2 separate regions of the Homo sapiens genome follow, and region 1 is linked to region 2. A link is a contact called in ENCODE Hi-C or POLR2A ChIA-PET data. All regions are on one chromosome and are shown on one strand. Each heading gives the region's core, a stretch centred on a gene start or an enhancer-like site at or near the end of the contact. The rest is flanking DNA. Distances are from core to core; before and after follow the strand shown. Region 1 has its middle 22 kb from the start of P2RY10. Region 2 overlaps LPAR4 (lysophosphatidic acid receptor 4).

Region 1 (4,960 bases), core at 1,743-4,242, 170 kb before region 2:
TTTCTCTCACTCTATGTGTTGTCTGTTTACTCTGCTGACTGCTCCTTTTGTCATGCAAAAGGTCTTTAGTTTAATTAAGTCCAAGTAATTTATCTTTGTTTTTATAGCATTTGCTCTTGGGTCCTTGGCCATGAATTCCTTGCCTGAGCCAATGTCTACAAGGGTTTTCCCAATGTTATCTTCTAGAATTTTTACAGTTTTAAGTCTTAGATTTAAGTCCTTAATCCATCGTGAGTTGATTTTTGTATAAGATTAGATATGAGGATTTAGTTTCACTCTCCTACATGTGGCAAGCCAATTATCGCAGCACCATTTGATAAAAGGTTGTCCTTTCTTCACTTTATGTTTTTGTTTGTTTTGTCAAAGATCAGTTGGCTATAAGTTTGTGGGTTTATTTCTGGATTCTCTATTTTGATCCATTGATCTATGTTCCTTTTTTTATACCAGTATCACGTTGTTTTGGTGAAATATGGCCTTAGAGTATAGTTTGAAATAGATAATGTGATGCCTTCAAATTTGGTCTTTTTGCTTAGTCTTGCTTTGTGTATGCAGGATATTTTTGGGTTCCATATGCATTTTAGAATCTTTTTTTTCTAATTCTATGAAGAATGATGGAATGGTAGTAGTTTGACCTAAATCATTCTATGAAGCCAGTGTCACCCTAATATCAAACCAAGAAAGGACCTAACCAAACAAGAAAACTACAGACCAATATTCCTGATGAACGTAGATGTTGAAATCCTTAACAAAATACTAACTAACCAAATCCAACAACTTATCAAAATGATAATTCTGCATGATCATGTGGGATACCAGGGTTGCAGAGACAGTTTAACACACACAAGTCAATAAATGTGATACAGCAAATAACCAGAATTAAAAACAAAAATTACATGATCATCTCAATAGATGCAGAGAAAGCATTCAACAAAATCCAGTATTCCTTTTTGATTAAAACTCTCAGAAAAATTGGCATACAAGGGACATACCTCAATGTAATAAAAGCCATCTATGACAAACTTACAGCCAACATAATACTGAATGGGGAAAAGTTGAAAGCATTCCCTCTGAGGACTGGAACAAGACAAGTATGCCTACCCTCACCACTCCTCTTCAACATAGTACTGGAAGTCCTAGCCAGAGCAATCAGACAAGAGAAAGAAATAAAGGGCATCCAAATCGGTAAAGAGGAAGTCAAACTGTTGCTGTTTGCTGATGACATGATCACTTACCTAGAAAACCCTAAAGACTCCTCCAAAAAGCTCCTACAACTGATAAAAAAAAAAAAAAAAAATTCAGCAGAGGCCAGGCGTGGTCGCTCACGCCTGTAATCCCAGCACTTTGGGAGGCTGAGACGGGCGGATCACAAGGTCAGGAGATCGAGACCATCCTGGCTAACACAGTGAAACTCCGTCTCTACTAAAAATACAAAAAATTAGCCGGGCATAGTGGCGGGCACCTGTAGTCCCAGCTACTCAGGAGGCTGAGGCAGGAGAATGACGTGAACCCGGGAGGCGGAGCTTGCAGTGGACCGAGATCGCGCCACTGCACTCCAGCCTGGGCGACAGAGTGAGTCTCCGTCTCAAAAAAAAAAAAAAAAAAAAATTCAGCAGAGTTTCCGGATACAAAATTTATGTACACAAATCAATAGCTCTTCTATAAACCAACAACAAGCTAGCTGAGAATCAAATAAAGAACTCAATCCCTTTTAAAATAGCTGCAAAAAAATAATAAAATACTTAGGACTATACCTAATAAAGGAGGTGAAAGACCTCTAGAAAAAAAAAACACTGCTGAAAGAAATTATAGATGGCACAAACAAATGGAAACACATCTCATGTTCATGGATGGGTACAATCAATATTGTGAAAATTGACCATACTGCCAAAAACATCTTTTTATTTTGGTTTAGTAAAATTCCATTCCCTTCTTTCTTTGTGGCACTGGTTATGAGCTGGGCTACTAGCCTCTGGGGCCATGCTAAGAGAAAATACAAGCTGAAGAGCAAACGATGCTGTGTCACTATGAATCAGCAGCTGGGAAATGGAAAGACATTTCACTAAAAAATGAAAGAGCACTTTACAGGTTTTCTTTCAGTATTGAACTTTAAGAAGATCTTCTCCCAGAGCTAAGTCTTTAGGTGGTTTCCAAAGTGTAAATAAAGCTTAGACCAGTGCAGGGAAGTTCCTCAGCATGGTCTCAAGACAGAAATGACTGCCTAATGAAGGTCAGGTGCTGGACTGGACAGTGAGTTGAATCAGCTTTCCAGGAGAATCAAAGCTACTTGGCCAGTCCAAAGCTAACATGAAGTGGGGGGAGTCAGAAGGAGGTCAGTGGTAACAAAACTCTCATGAAGGAGCAAAGTAGGCAAGGAAAAGAGATCTCAGAGAAGAGTGTTACTGAGTCAGCACTGTCCAAAATCAGCTTATGAGCTGGACTTTGCTTTCATGCTGGGCGCTTATTTAACTTTCTTCAGAAAACTATGAGAAATGAGGTTTTTTGTTGTTGTTTGTTTTTTTAGGATACCCTCTTAAACTGTACAACTTTGCTCCCTAATCTCATTCACCAATGTATACTGGGCTTTGGTAAGCTATAAATAGAAGGAAGTATCAGTTGCTTCAAAACAACTTTAGTGTTTCAGAAACCAATTTCTCACTTCTCCCATTAGAAATATTAGAGTTTTATGTTTTCTAGTCCATGCTGAGAGAAAATTTTCTCCGTGTTTGAATATTTGTTTTACATATATTTATTTTCTCAAAAAACTAAAAAAATACTTCTGAAGCTCACATCAACCAAGTTGTTGAGTAATCCACTCCCTTTTCATGTTTTCTCCTTTGCTGAACTAAAAGTGGTATTTATAATGACATTAAGATCCTATGAAATTATTTTCCTCCCACTGGAATTTATTTATGTGTAAGAGGAAAGGGGTGAGTAGAGAGCCACTGAACTCACCCATCACCTAAATGAGGCTTGGGTTTGGCATTTTGGCACAAAACGAAGTTGAGCTGACACATCTCTGAGGTTAGGGCTTCCTGGCTGTTGTGTTCAAGAGGGTATAAATTATCAGTGACACTAGTGACACTTTGTTGAAGAATATGTTAGGGGATTCTGTGCTGATAGAGAAGAGTGCATAAACTTTGAAAAAATGCATACTTGACAAACATAAAGGAAATGAGAAGAGTGGAAGAGAGAAATGGATTTACAAACAATACTAATAATAGTAATTATAATAATGACAAGAAGAGGGGGATAGTAAAGAAGTGAAAGGTGGAAAGATAAAGCAGGTAACTTTCTGCTTATCTGTGCCCTACTTGGCTTTCTGATATTGGGACCAGTTGATTTCTGGGTAATAAGGTTGGTGATTCAGGTCCCATGAGTTCTATGTGGTGCAATACCTGAGGAAATGCTACTAGACCATAAAAGTTTTGTCCTCATGGGCAACTCGTGAGGCTTATCCCTGTGGAAACTTTTCCATTGTCATTCACATTAGTCTGTAGATAAGAGCTAAATATACTCCCACCTAATGCCCATAGAAAATATTCGTGGGCTCTCTATTGCCAAATGCCATCCTGGAGATCAAGGCCCCATGAAACATGACAGAGGGCTCTCTGATCCCACCTCAACTACACAAGAATTTTTAAAATCCAAACCTCTGAGGTGAATGTGGTAGAGCACTGCAAAAAAAGGGGCTTTATTCTGTGTGGCCTAAAATTACTCCATGTGGAAAGCTTTCCGTCACCGTATCAGCTAACATGATTATATAGGAAAGGACATAAATTTCAGCCATAGAGATTGAGAGAGTATATTCTACTCCACTGTGTCCAGGAAACTCAGACCTTCTCTTCCATCAACAAAACCCAATCAAATGGTGATCTGCTAATGGAAATTTAAAATAGAGAAAAAAATAGAAAAATCGAAACAAGTATTGTATTCATCTCCTTTCACTGACTCCATTGCTAGACATGTTGCTAAAATAGCTCCTTCATTGTAAGAGCTTGAGAGCTATTGACATTGCAGATAAGAAAAAAGGCACATGTACCCTAAAACTTAAAGTATAATAATAATAAAATTAAAAAAAAAGAAAAAAGGCTCTAAAGTTAAACTCAGTCTCAAAGTTAATGTATTTATGCAGAAACAGAAGGAGAATTAAAGAAAACAGTAGGATTTCAACTCAAGGCCTTCACATTGTTCCTAGGATCATGGCTGATTACACATTCTAGGTCTTAACTAAATGTCATTATTTCATTTGAAATTCAGTGGCAATATACTTTTTCTCACTTGTTCTCAGAACATTTGGTGAGATCAATTCATTTATCCAGCAACCTTTGTTCCTTGATTTACTTAATTAACATTAATGTATTGGTCTTTATATTGACAGCATTCAGATCAGTGACAGGATTTTAACATATTAAAAGTAAATTAATATTTACCAAAGCAGCATGAGTGAAAGAAGAAATAAAACAACACAAATAATTTCAAGTTATTAAGAATATTAATGATGTTTGAGGGAAACAAAGATTCAAATATTCTCACTGTAGGAGTTCCATAAAAGATAACAATGAGTAACAGGTTTTGGTTTGGGGCCTGATTGTGAAGGAGGATCTAGAATGCCCGACCAAGTTTGGACTTTACCCAAAAGGTAATAAATACCTATTAGTCTATGGGTTTTTGCACAGATGACAACTTGAAAGTAGCGGTGTTTTAGGGAAAAAATAATTATGGAAACAAGGATATACCGAATGATTGATAAGGAGACGATATGGAAGATAGATTAGAAAAACCACTAGAATAGTCGATTCAAGAGGAAACAGGGTACTAAATTATAGTGGAGAGATTGAGAATAAATCAGAGGAGACAGATAGAAACTTCTTGATAAAAGAAATAGCAGAACTTGTAGCTTGAGAGGCTTCCACTTTTCTGACTGTATTCATAAAGACTGGCAACTTGTCACATATGAAGA
Region 2 (4,766 bases), core at 1,479-3,978:
TTTAAAAATTGATTAATGCACATTTTAAAATATTTTTGTTGTTTTTCAGGGTTTAACATTTAATTTTGGTTTTTGTTGTTGCTGCTGCTGTGTATGTGTGTATACGAGGGTTTATTTCCACTGCTCCTGACTTGAGCACAAATGTAGCATCTTTCAAGCTCAGAAGTTATATTTACAAGTTCTAATATTCTTAAATATCCACTTTAGTTTAAAAACTAGTAAGAGTTTTAAAGATTTTTGCGGTTTAAGTAAATTATAAAAAAATTTTCTCTTTTTTTGTAGATTTTAAAATACTGTTTTTAATTCCTTTTAAACTGGGTGCCATTTTAGCAGCTTCTTAGTTGCAATTTGATCCAAAGCATTATATGAATGTTATAGTGTTTTGTAAGTTTCGCAGATGCTCAGAAAATGCAAGTTCTAAATTTTGTTTGTGCTTGTTTTGTTTGTTTTATCGCAGTTTGATTTTTGACCTTTTTTTCCCACAACTTGTTCCTAACCAGGAGACGAATTTAGCCACTTGGTAGCTGCGTTGTGCTTCAAAATGTTATGCAAATGACATAGTATTTTTACATTTACAGAACCTCAACAAATAGTAATGAAAGTGTTACAAATTATTGTTGAGGTTTTTTTATTTTTATTTTTCTTGGGGTTCTCTGGTTTTTTTGTTTTGGTTTGGTTTAGTTTATGTGTTGTTTTTTTTTTTTATTTGCTTCCAATCCAGGGGCACAAATTCAGCAGCTCCTGGCTATATTAGGCTCCAAAATTCGATAAGAAAGAATAAGTATTTTCAGGTTATATATCTCTACTCCTCCCTCCAAAAAGGATTAATTCAGGTTTTAATAAATGTTTTTGCTTTATAGTTTGATTTTTTTGTATTACTTTATTTTTTTTTTCAATTTGCTCCTGACCTGGGCACAAATGCAGCCCCTTTCTGGCTGTGCTGTGCTCCAAAGTATAACAGGGAGGATAAATATTTTATAGAACCTAGTTTCCCAAAATGAAGATAACGTGACATTTTAAGAAAAAATATGTTGGTGTTGCTCAAGTTTTTTTATTGACACTTTCCTGTTTTAAGTAATTTTCCAGCTTTTACCTGCCAGACACGTATTTAGCAGCTTTCTGGCTTTGAAGTTTGACATGAAAATTTTAATTTGGTGTAAAAACAACGAAGTTTTTTAAACTCACACTGCTGGTGATTATAATTGTGTAAATCCTGTTAATTTTCTTTTTCTTCCCACCCACGTACATGCCAACGCAATTTGTTTTCTGTTTTCAAAATGCACATAACATATTTTACCAATGTTAAAAATTTGACACATTTCTTATTAATAATGTTAGGCTAAAAATATTCTTGTGCTAAAATAAACTCAATGACAGTTCAAAAAAATAAAATAAAACTAGCATATATCAGTAGTAACACAATTTTTTAAAAATCCCTGAATTTGTTCTATATTTATAGGCCCAACCTAATTACCAAATATCATTGGAATAGAAATACCTTTTTGAAAGTTTCAAAGTCATCTCTATATTATCAAATGCCACTAGCCACCTGGATAATGCGATACAATGAAATTCCAACCAAGCAGAAGAGTTTGGCAATCCATCTTGGTTGTTGTAATTAGATTTGACCTATAATTACTGAACAAAACAGCAATAAAAACTCTACAGTATACCTTCAAACAAATGTATCTGACTGGATTTGGTGCATTATTCTCAGTATCATTAGCTTCAAATCTTTAGTTTATAGCATAGGAAAAATTATAGGAGAAACCATATCTGGACCTGAACACATTTCTCATACCTAAAAGGTGGATTCTAGCATTAATTCACCACCATTATTTGTTGTTTGATCACTCACTTCCTCTTGAATAGCTGGAAGGGAAGGCTTTGTGGTCAAAGGTGTTTCAGTCTTAAACAGGGACTCCATTCTGATGTGGGCATTGATGTAGAAGGACTTCTGAAAGGATTCAAGGGTGAAGTAATAGATGAAAGGGTCAAAACAACAGTTCAGAGTTGCAAGGCACAAGGTGATTGGGTACATGATCTTTGCAAATCTTTCCAAAAAGCAATTAGTAATAGCTTGGGAGCGCACCAGGGCATACAAGAAGAGGACAGAGTTGTAGGGTACAAAGCATACCACAAAGACTGCCATATGTACTGTGATCATTTTCAGTACTTTTTTCTTATTGGTCCCAATTTGAGACAGAGTAGCAGGCTTGCGAAGAGTTCTCAGCACCACAGAAGAGCAAGAGACATTCAATATTAGAGGAATGATAAACCCAACAACTTCAATAAATATTGTGATCTTGGATAAATAAGTCTTCCAGACACGTTTGGAGAAGCCTTCAAAGCAGGTGGTGGTTGCATTGTTGACATTAGTGGTGGAAAACAAAGAGGCTGAAATACCGCCACTGAGGACTAGGATCCAGACACCAGCACACACAATGGCAGAATTCCTCCTAGTCCTAATAGTACGAGATCGAAAAGGATAGACAATGGCCAGGAAACGATCCACACTAATACAGGTGAGAAAGAGCATGCTCCCATAGATGTTGGTAAGGAATGCAGTTCCAGAGATCTTGCAGAGGGTGTCACCAAAAGGCCAGTGGCGGTTGAAGTTGTAAAATATTTTAAAAGGTAGTGTACAGACAAAAAGCAAATCAGAGACAGCTAGATTGGTGATAAAAATAGCAGTCTCACTTCTCATTTTCATGCGGAAACAGAAGACAAACAGAGAGACACTGTTGGTTATCAGACCCAAGATGAATACAACACTGTAGACAGCACCATTGAGATTATACTTGAAGGAATCATCAACAATGCAAGTATTATTGGCAGTAGCATTGCCCAACCTGGGTCTGAGGCTTGAATTTGAATCTTGGAATTGGAAGTCAATGAATCTTCTGTCACCCATGGACTTTTTTTTCAGGAGGCCTGCTGGCTGCAGGGGTTCACCACTCTGACACTATGGACCGGTAGGAAATATTTTCCTCCTATGAGAGACAAGATGGAACAAATAATCAAATTTGCCTTCCATCCATGATTTCTGTGTAATAAGATATTCTGTCCACCCAGATTGGAAGAAAACATGCACATTCCATTTGGTTTGACAAGTATTTTTTGAACATCTATTATATATTTAAAGGTACTACAAGAGTATGTTGCAGGAGCAGGAAAGCTCACACTCAATACAATAAGTGCAATACTATAGCATTGCAAATGTAACTAAGGTGTAGGTCACTCAAGAGTCCAAAAATATAAAATGATAGTTAAAACAGCATTTATGGGACTGCAAAACCTCTAACATTAAAGTCAGGCTTTATTCACTATGATCGGCTTGAACTTATCTTCTACAATAAGTACTGCCAGTATAATTATTTTATTTGGAAAATGCTTTTATAATGGAAGGCTTTTCCCTTCTGCCCAGAGTCCCTCCAGTCTGCCCACTAGTGATCCTTTTACACAGCATGATTCTAGCTCACTGGCTATATATTATTTTGTGAGTCTCAAGTTGATACATTTCAAATAGATCTCCCCAGTTTTCCATTCAGATTTTTTATGATTTCAATCATTTTATTTTTTATTTGCATTATGTTTAACTGACAAATCATAATTGAACTACATTTATGTAAGTACGAGGCGATGTTTTAATATATGTATACTACATGAGGTGATTATGTCAAGCTAATTAACACATCCATCCCCTCACTTCAGTTTTATGTTTCCAGGAACATATATATTACACCCACAGCAAGCAGCCTGCAAATGCCTGGCACTTCTGCTCTGCTGCTCTGAGTAATCAAACTTTGTGGGAGAGAAAGGACAGACAAGAAAACATTACATTCTCAATCCTGAAGAGAGGGCATGGGAAAACTGCCACTGTGGCCCTATTCATAGCTCCCATTGCTTGAACACACAACCACCTTTGCCGTCTAGAAGTGAGGGTGTGGCGCTGGGACTTAACACAGCATTAGAAGCAAGGAGTTCTATTTCTGACTCAGACACTGGTTCACTCTGTAACTTGGCTATACTCTCTCTCTTCCTTGTATAAACTTTACCTCTAAGCCTCACAGCTAAAGCTAGGAAGATTCAATAGGGCTTGTGAATTGCTTTATGAGCTTGCTAGTATTCGGCCCTACCTAACTACAGAGAAACATTATGTAAGTTTGTTTCTTCCTCCCTTCCTGAAACAACTGTAACTTTATATTTCTGTCTTTTTTGGTATACTGAAGTTCACATTAGGAACACATCCTTCTAGTGTCATGTATACCTTGTGCCTCAGAAAGCTCCCCTTGAGTTTCAGCCTTAACTACACAATTTACTCAAACAGGACAATCCAGGAGTGTGCCCTCAAGGTAATATTTCCCATACAGGTATGATTAAAAAACCAGAAAGACATTTGGCTCTTGAGATGATTCTGAAGAAGAATCAATATTAGCCTCTTTTCTTACTGGCTTCCTTTCTTTTGACTAAAAGAAACAGCATTTCTAACTATTAGATCTTCCTAAATAGCCAACATATTGTGCACTAAATAGAGGCAAAGGACCAACACTTGAGCTTCAGATGAAATGAAGAAGGAAAAATATATGCTGATGCAGTTAATTACATTTTCCACTGCAAGGAGCATTAAACTACTGTCTTCTGCAAACCTCTGCTCCCAATTATTCTGACAATTAATCACCTAAGGGTGTCAGAGAGTGTTGGGTAGCTGCATTTTTATTGACAATGGACAGGAAGCAGGTCCCGTGGAGGTTGACCAAAAATAA

Evidence for each region. A loop is a pair of places that touch in the nucleus more often than their neighbours do. ChIA-PET counts read pairs that join two places held with the same protein, here RNA polymerase II (POLR2A). Pooled maps may share reads with other maps.
Region 1: a pooled map shows a loop between it and region 2 (5-fold over the local background). The contact joins two enhancer-like sites. A Hi-C loop is called at or near these places in 2 of 37 single-sample maps with no recorded cell type and 2 of 50 pooled maps. POLR2A ChIA-PET finds 5 or more read pairs at or near these places in 3 of 52 experiments (GM12878, HEK293 and activated T-cell).

Annotation. Positions count from the first base shown.
Region 1 is chrX:78,921,008-78,925,967 of GRCh38, reverse strand. No RefSeq gene overlaps it. Among named protein-coding and RNA genes, the nearest start is that of P2RY10, 22 kb to the left of the region's middle. RefSeq lists an enhancer at 2,053-2,172. Within about 2 kb of position 2,992, at least 2 of the 41 ENCODE cell types and tissues checked have a DNase peak (open chromatin) inside an H3K27ac peak, as active enhancers do.
Region 2 is chrX:78,753,018-78,757,783 of GRCh38, reverse strand. LPAR4 (lysophosphatidic acid receptor 4) reads right to left here. Exons shown (of 5, transcript NM_001278000.3): 5 at 1-2,993. The coding sequence starts at 2,914. The coding sequence ends at 1,802. Among named protein-coding and RNA genes, the nearest start is that of LPAR4, 7.7 kb to the right of the region's middle. Within about 2 kb of position 2,728, at least 2 of the 41 ENCODE cell types and tissues checked have a DNase peak (open chromatin) inside an H3K27ac peak, as active enhancers do.